2 separate regions of the Mus musculus genome follow, and region 2 is linked to region 1. A link is a contact called in ENCODE Hi-C or POLR2A ChIA-PET data. All regions are on one chromosome and are shown on one strand. The core of a region is the stretch at or near the end of the contact, and the rest is flanking DNA. Distances in the headings are between cores, read along the strand shown. Region 1 holds the start of Rab31 (RAB31, member RAS oncogene family). Region 2 overlaps Rab31 (RAB31, member RAS oncogene family).

Region 1 (3,816 bases), core at 825-3,324:
CACCACACACACACATACACACCACACACACCACACACATACACACATACATATACACATCACACACACACATATACACATCATACACACCACACACACACACACACACCACACACACACCACACACACACACACCATCAGAGACCATTCAGTACCAGTTCTCTGCCTTCGAAGAGAAGGGAATGAATGATATGTCCAGTCTACAGTTAAACCACTCATTTGGCTCTCCCACACCCTGGGGCAGAAGACAGGCCAGACCTCCTGACTCCTGGTTCTGAGTCCTTGCCACACTCGTCACTGTCCCAATAGGACACTGAAACTAAAAATTAAAGGTGATGTCATTGAGACTGTGCCTGGGCACCTAGGTGGACTGCAAAGGAGGAGATGCAAGTCACCTCCTAGAGCCAAAAATGTTTCCTGTTTCAACGTTCCCCATGGCTAACTGTTACATGCCCCTCGCACCAACACTTCCTCTTCTTTGGGGCCTGCTATTCCTTTGAAATCTTCAAAGGCCTTTCTCCCGTGGGATTCCTAGGTCTGGACTACTGGACAGCCCCGCAGATATGAAGCTTGCTACTCTGACACCGAAAGTTCTAAGGAGAAAGAACTCCAAGAGCAGCATCCTGCCCGGCCTCCTGGGTGAGAAGCCCCTGGGGAGGCCTTGCTTGACACTGAAGGGGAAGAAAAGGCCCTTGCCAGAAGCCCTGGGATTCTCCACCAACCACTAGCTAAGGGGAAGTGCCAAGGGCAGTGTGAGGATCCGACTTCCATCAAAGGATTCGGCGGGGCCCAGGTGAAACCACAAGTCCCTGGTGCACCAGATCCTAATCCACAACATCGCCTGTATTCACCTCCATAACCATCCTGATTAGCATTTCTTTGAGGAGAATGAATGCGGCCCTACTCTTTTATTTAGGAAATACTTTTCCTTGCAGTGCCAGATTTGCCAACTTCAAGGGCAGGGCGGTATGCCCAGTGATAATGCCAAAGACTACAGAAGACTGCAGAGAACATGGCTTATAACATTAGCTCTTATTTGGGAAGACTTCGGGAATTTGTTGTGGGTAGCCCCAAGGAAATGACCCCCAAACACTGAATCCCTGGGGGGGGGCAGATTTCAAGGGACAGCGCAGTGTGCCGGAGTTTGTCAGTCTGGCCCTCCAGTCTCGGAGTTTGGATGTTGTTTCTTTCTTTGTTTCTGACTGCTTTTATATTTCTTGGGACTAAGACTCGTTTTGGAAGAGGAAGGGTGTTGGGGGCGGGTGTTTCTCATCCTGCTTCATTTTCATCCACTGCACGGAAAGTGTGCTGAACACACAGTTCATACAGAGTTTGCTCTTAATACTTCGCAGTCGGGCCAAAACCCCGGTACTCCCTCCCTTGCTTGGAAGGATTGGTTTGTTGGTTTGTTTTCGGAGAGAATAAAGAAATTGCCATCACTACTCCCTACCTACCCCCGCAGGAGGCAGAGGAAAACCTAACTTAAACACTCCTCCGGGAGGGAGCCACCAGTGGCAGAGGCAAGAGTCCTAGGGGCCCAGGGGCTGCATGACCCGCTGTCCTCTGGTCCTCAACAATCCCCCCCACCTCCCACCCCTCCACCCCGCCCTGCCCGACCCGCAGCCTGGCGAGCCCCAAGGTTGCCAGATACCCGGCCGCAGATGCAGCGATCCGGGGCGCTCGGGAGAATCTGGTGGCGGGCGGAGGCGGCTGGTGCCGGGCGCGGGATGGAGCGCGCGGGACATGGGGAAGCGCACGGGAGGCGGGCAGCGCAGAGACAATGGCGCACAGAAGCCGGGATCCCCCGTAGGATGGCTCCAGGACTTACCCCGAGAAGACACACTTTGAGCTCCCGTATCGCCATCATGTGCTCTGGGTCGGGCCCGGCCGGGGCTCAGCAGCATCGTCCGGGCCACACCGCGCCCAGCCTGCGTCCTGCTGTCTCCCAGGACTCTCGCCGGCCGCGGGGCGGAACCGCCAAGGCGGCTATTTCTGGGCCTCGGCCTCCGCTGTCGGTCACGTGCTGCCGGCCGGCTCCTCCCGTCACGTCTAGTCTAGCCTGGCCGCCGGGCTTCGGCTCCGCCCGGGCCCCGGTCCGCTTCGGCCTCCAGTGACCACCCAACATCTGACTTGTGGGCAAATCATCCCCTTCCGTGATCAGCTCTGAGCCCGGTCGGGCACCACTTGCCCTGGACACACGACCCGTCGCGTCATAAAGAGCCATTGGAACAGTTTATGCTGTTGGCTGTGGTCCCAAGGAAGCACTTCAAAGTCTCTGGGTAGTCCCACCATAAAGTGACTCTGACCTCCAGATGCAAGAAACATCAGCGAGAAACCGGGATGAGGGGAGGAAAGGGTTAACTTGTCCCTTCTAATACCCAGGCTTCAAATCGCTTCCTCCCAACACTTCACTTTACTCTGCATGCATTCTTTTCTGTATGCAGCAAAGGATGACTCAAGGATGATTCGAGAAGCAGTCAGGTGTTTTGGCTTCCAAAACTGGAGCACCAGGGCCTGGGAAAAGAGAGGTGCACTCTGTAGAGGAAGCCCCCTTTCTCCATGTAGAAAAACGCTACAGCTATGTGGGCAGGAGCCCAGCCACAACTGGGGGGCTGGCAACCCTTCTGCAAACTCCTCTACTAGGAAACTGAGGCTACGTGCAGCGTCACACAGAGGGGCCATGGCCTCTGGTCTTTGTATGGTCCGTTGTTCCTCCAAGCCTCTGGGATGACTTCATTTGTTGCTGTGTAGAAATGACAGCTCTTTAAGAATAATCTAAATTTACTGGTACTACTAATTGTATGCATATGTTTTAAACAGCAACACTGGACGTGGCTCTGTTGGGAGAGTGCTTGCCCAGCATGCCTGATAACTGTTAGAAGGATTGATCCAGGCAACCTGGAAATAAAACAGAAGCCCTTTAATGAGAACAGTGAAGAGCAGTTCTCATTACCTGGCTTTCTTGCCAGGCAGGTGTTCTTATCAGTATGCTGAGTCTGGAGTTCTCACCAGAAGAGGGCATCAGATCTCATTACAGGTGGTTGTGAGCCACCATGTGCTCACATGTGGTTGCTGGGATTTGAACTCAGGACCTTCAGAAGAGCAATCGGTGCTCTTCACCGCTGAGCCATCTCTCCTGCCTGAAAGCCAGTTTTAAGAAGTGTTTAAAGGTTTGAAGTATATGGACGTCTGGTCTGCATGTACATCTGCACATCAGAAGAGGGCATTGGTGAGCTACATTTGTGAGCTGCCATGTGGGAGGTTGGAGTACGGGACCTGGGCTCTGAACTCAGCATCTCTGGAAAATCAGCCAGTGCTCTTAACTGCAGAGCCATGTCTCCAGGCACCCAAAGCAAGTTTTGACAAAGCATTCTGCAGCCTCAGTTCTCTGGCCTCTCTCATAACTTGTCCCATCTGATCAATGGCTCCTGCCATTTTTTCCCCCTGTGGTTATCTGGCAGGCCAGATAGAAGCTACTCAGGCCCAAAGTGGCCTCTCAGGGTGGGAAATTCCAAAGCAAGGTCCACAGAAGGAACTCTAGAACTCTGGAGTCAAAACAGGTCCCAGAACAAACTTGCAATCAATTAAATTACCCAGAGTAACAGGAACTTTGTGTCAAAGTACAGGTTCATAGAAGTCTGCTTGTCCAGACTGAATTGATCAAAAAGTAGTCATGTGGACACAGGTCTTATTCAAGATCTCTTTTGTGTCAGTATCTCTCCTTGATTCAGCATCCAAGGACAGCCAGCTCTGTGTGGGCAGACTGAAGACAGGCTACCCGACATTGCCTAGTCCCCACACAATACCGCCTCTATG
Region 2 (3,670 bases), core at 1,107-3,606, 35 kb before region 1:
CGACTTGTATCAGTTAGAATTTAAATTGTGTTTTTACTACTGTTATTGTATATACAATGTTTGTGTGCAGGTGCACATATATCGCATGTACATATGGCCCTGTGCACCTGTAGACATGTCCCCCTGCACCTGTAGACATGCCCCCTGTGCACCTGTAGACATGCCCCCTGTGCACCTGTAGACATGCCCCCCTGCACCTGTAGACATGCCCCCTGTGCACCTGTAGACATGCCCCCCTGCACCTGTAGACATGCCCCCTGTGCACCTGTAGACATGCCCCACTGCACCTGTAGACATGCCCCCATGCACCTGCAGTCATGCCCCCATGCACCTGTAGACAAACTCCAAGTGCTTCTTGTGGAAATATCTTTGATCTGAGACTTCACATGTACAGGGTTTTGAACCATTTCAAACAGTTTAAAAAAAAACTATTTAATACTAGTGTCTAACTCCTCTTTCTTCTAGAAAATATATATATATATATATATATATATATATATATATATTCCATATTAATATATATATATCATATTAACTGTTACAAATACTTTTATTGGGGCTGGAGAGATGGCTCAGTGTTTAAGGGCACTGACTGCTCTTCCAGAGGTCCTGAGTTCAAATCCCAGCAACCACATGGTGGCTCACAACCATCTGTAATGAGATCTAATGCCCTCTTCTGGTGTGTCTGAAGACAGCTACAGTGTACTCCTAGACATTAAATAAATAAATATTTTTAAAAAACACTTTTATTGAGTTGCAATTCATGTAATAAAATTAACCATTTTAAAGTGACAGGTTTGGTGGCATCTGGTACATTCACTTTGCTGTCCACTTACATAGTTCCCAAACATAGCTTGGTGAAATGTATCCATTAAGCCATGGACTCTCCGTTCTTGGCCCCCCTCCCCCCTCCACAGCCCCTAGCAATCACATCTGCCTATCTCCATGCATCTAGTACCATACAAAATTGTCACCTTTTCTGTCTGGTTTTCTTTGTTTAACAACAGAGTTTTAAGGCTCACCCTCATCAGACTATGCGACCGCCAGATTTCTCTTTCCTTGGTGCTGGGATACCTGGGCACACTAAGCAAGCATCTTACTACGGAGCTGCCCCAGCCCCCAGCCCGATTCTTTCCTGTCTGTGTATGGCCACCATTTGTTTATCCATTCACTGTTAATGGACTCCCAGACTGTATCTGTCATTTCTGAACAGGGCTGCTATGAACATCCATGTACAAGTACTTCTCTTGGGAGTGCCTTCACGCCCAGTAGCAGGATTCCCAAGTCCTGGGTGCTGGGATTAAAAGCAGGTGCTACCTAGCCTGGCTAAAAATAACATTTTGTCTAAACTTAAAAAAATATATACAAAAAAAAGAATGATTATCAAAGGAAGTCAACTCATTTCATGCTACAGCTATATCCCAGATATAAAATGTGTTAAGATTTTATTGACCTCATTGTTAATGATGTTGCAATCAATTAAAATATGTTGTCAAACCTAATTTTTAAAGTAAATAAATGGATATAGAACTGGATGTGGCACATGCCTTTAATCCCAGCACCCAGGAGGCTGAGGCAGGCTATCTCTGTTTGAGTTCTAGGTCAGCTTGGTCTACAATTTAAGTCCCAGGACAATCAGGGCTACACAGAGAAACCCTGTCTCGGCAAACAAACAAACAAACAGATACAAAAGAAATTTGCAAACACAAATTGGCTTTTTATGGAGAAGTTTGTTTTACCTGTGGCCAACAGACTTTTTATTAAATAGCTAGAAGCTTACATAGGACTTAAGTTGATCTCAGACAAGAGTAGAATCAGACATTTTAGAGTGTACAAATAAGTGCACAACGCACTTCCCCATTGGAGACAGTAAATGACCTTTTCCTGTTTGTTCTAAATTTCCTATCAAGGGCTGGCAAGATGACTCAGCTTGTAAAGACGCTGCCAGCCAAGCCCAAAAACCTGAGGTGGATCCCTGGGGACCCATGTGGCAGAAGGAGAGAACACCCCTCAAGATGCCGTCGGACCTCCATACACATACCACGGTATGAATGTACAGAGCCCATACAAGCACAAATGTAAAGGTAAGGGGTGGTGGGACAAAAAGATTAAATTTCCTATCTATAGGACATGAAAAAATAAAAGGGGGAAAAAAAACTAAAGGAGAGCGCAAGAAAAGGAATTGGCAAAGACAATTATTTCACTAATCAAGTTGGGAAGCAGAAGGACTGCAGAACGCTGGGCTTGTGCCCCTCAGCAGTGGCAGGAGCCTAAGACCACAGGAAAGAGAGATGCAGATCTGGCCTGCAAGCGGGCTATGGCTGGCTGATGCCTGGGCTTCTCTGACTCATGGTGTGTCAGGGGTGAGTAACAGAACTGGTTTTGCACTGGAGCGGACAGGCTGGAGCAGCTGGAAGCAGGACAGGAAGCGCATCCGGACAATGGAAGCTCACTATCTTTCCACAACTACACCAGCAGGGACCTGTGGTGAAGGGTTACACCAGCGCTCCCTTCCTTAGGAACTAGCCTGAAAACTCCAGGGATGACCCTCACAAGGCTTGGAGTGTAGTTCTGTGGTACCAGGGAGAAAACACTCAGCTGTATGTTCCTTAGGCCTTACACCTCCAGTTGTTTGACTCAAGACAACATCTATCTGTCCTGTTTATTTTCTGCAACAGTTCCTGACTCAATTAAAGTTACTTTTCCTTTCCATCAGCTGGCAATGTACAAACAGAAGAAGTTACCAGATGCAAGAGTAGAAAGAAAGGGCTGGAGAGATGGCTCGGTGGTTAAGAGCACTGACTGCTCTTCCAGAGGTCCTGAGTGCAAGTCCCGGCGACCACATGATGGCACACAACCATCTGTAATGGGATCTGATGCCCTCTTCTGGTGTGTGTCTGAAGATAGCTACAGTGTGTTCATATAAATGCAAATAAATCTATCTTAAAAATAAAAAAGAGAGAGAAAGTAGAAAGAAAAGTCACAAAATTCTCAGGAAATACATGATTCTAAGGAAAAGTAGGCCTAGGGGGCTGAATTCTGAACACCTTACCCCAGGAGAAAATTCCAGTCCAGGGCATGGTTCATCTTTGTTTTTGTTTTGTGCTACTGTGAATCAAACTCTAGTCAAGGTCTCATGGTTGTTGGACCAACTGAGCTGTGTCCTGGCTCTTTCCTACTTTTGTTTTGGAACAAGATCTCACTAAGTAGCCCAGGCTGGCCTTGATTTCACCATAGCCCAGGCTGGCCTTGATTTCACCATAGCCCAGGCTGGCCTTGAGCCCACCTTAGCCCAGGCTGGCCTTGATTTTACCACAGCCCAGATACTCCTTGAACTTGGGATTCTCCTGCCTTCAGCCTCCCCAGCTGCTTTAATTCTGCCTCCTGAGTTTAAAGACACGAGCTACCACACCGGTATTGGATTGTTTCTTAAATGAGGATTATTTATAAATAAAAATATATTAGAAGGCAGGAAAAAAAAAACAATGGAAAAAAAAAAGATACACAGAACATCCTTAAGGGCCCTGGAAGCTCCCTTCCAGTCTCCATCAGGATCTACTATGGTTCTTCTTCCTGGTGGCGCGTCTGTGTCCAAGACTGCTCTGGCTGGAAGGAAGGCTGGCAATGGCTGGAAACCCGCAGCTCTGCAGTGCGGAGCATCACTGCAGTC

The links. A loop is a pair of places that touch in the nucleus more often than their neighbours do. ChIA-PET counts read pairs that join two places held with the same protein, here RNA polymerase II (POLR2A).
Region 2: a loop to region 1 is called in a map of heart, with 2.2 times the contacts of the local background. The contact joins the enhancer-like site here to the promoter of Rab31 in region 1. A Hi-C loop is called at or near these places in 10 of 37 maps with a recorded cell type or tissue (T-helper 1 cell, adrenal gland, gastrocnemius and 3 more). POLR2A ChIA-PET finds 5 or more read pairs at or near these places in 5 of 5 experiments (Patski and embryonic stem cell).

What each region holds. Positions count from the first base shown.
Region 1 is chr17:65,770,678-65,774,493 of GRCm38, forward strand. Rab31 (RAB31, member RAS oncogene family) reads right to left here and starts at 2,075. Exons shown (of 7, transcript NM_133685.2): 1 at 1,829-2,075. The coding sequence starts at 1,867.
Region 2 is chr17:65,735,420-65,739,089 of GRCm38, forward strand. The region is part of intron 1 of Rab31 (RAB31, member RAS oncogene family); the gene reads right to left. Among named protein-coding and RNA genes, the nearest start is that of Rab31, 35 kb to the right of the region's middle. Within about 2 kb of position 2,357, at least 1 of the 3 ENCODE cell types and tissues checked has a DNase peak (open chromatin) inside an H3K27ac peak, as active enhancers do; it is heart, where a contact is called at or near this core.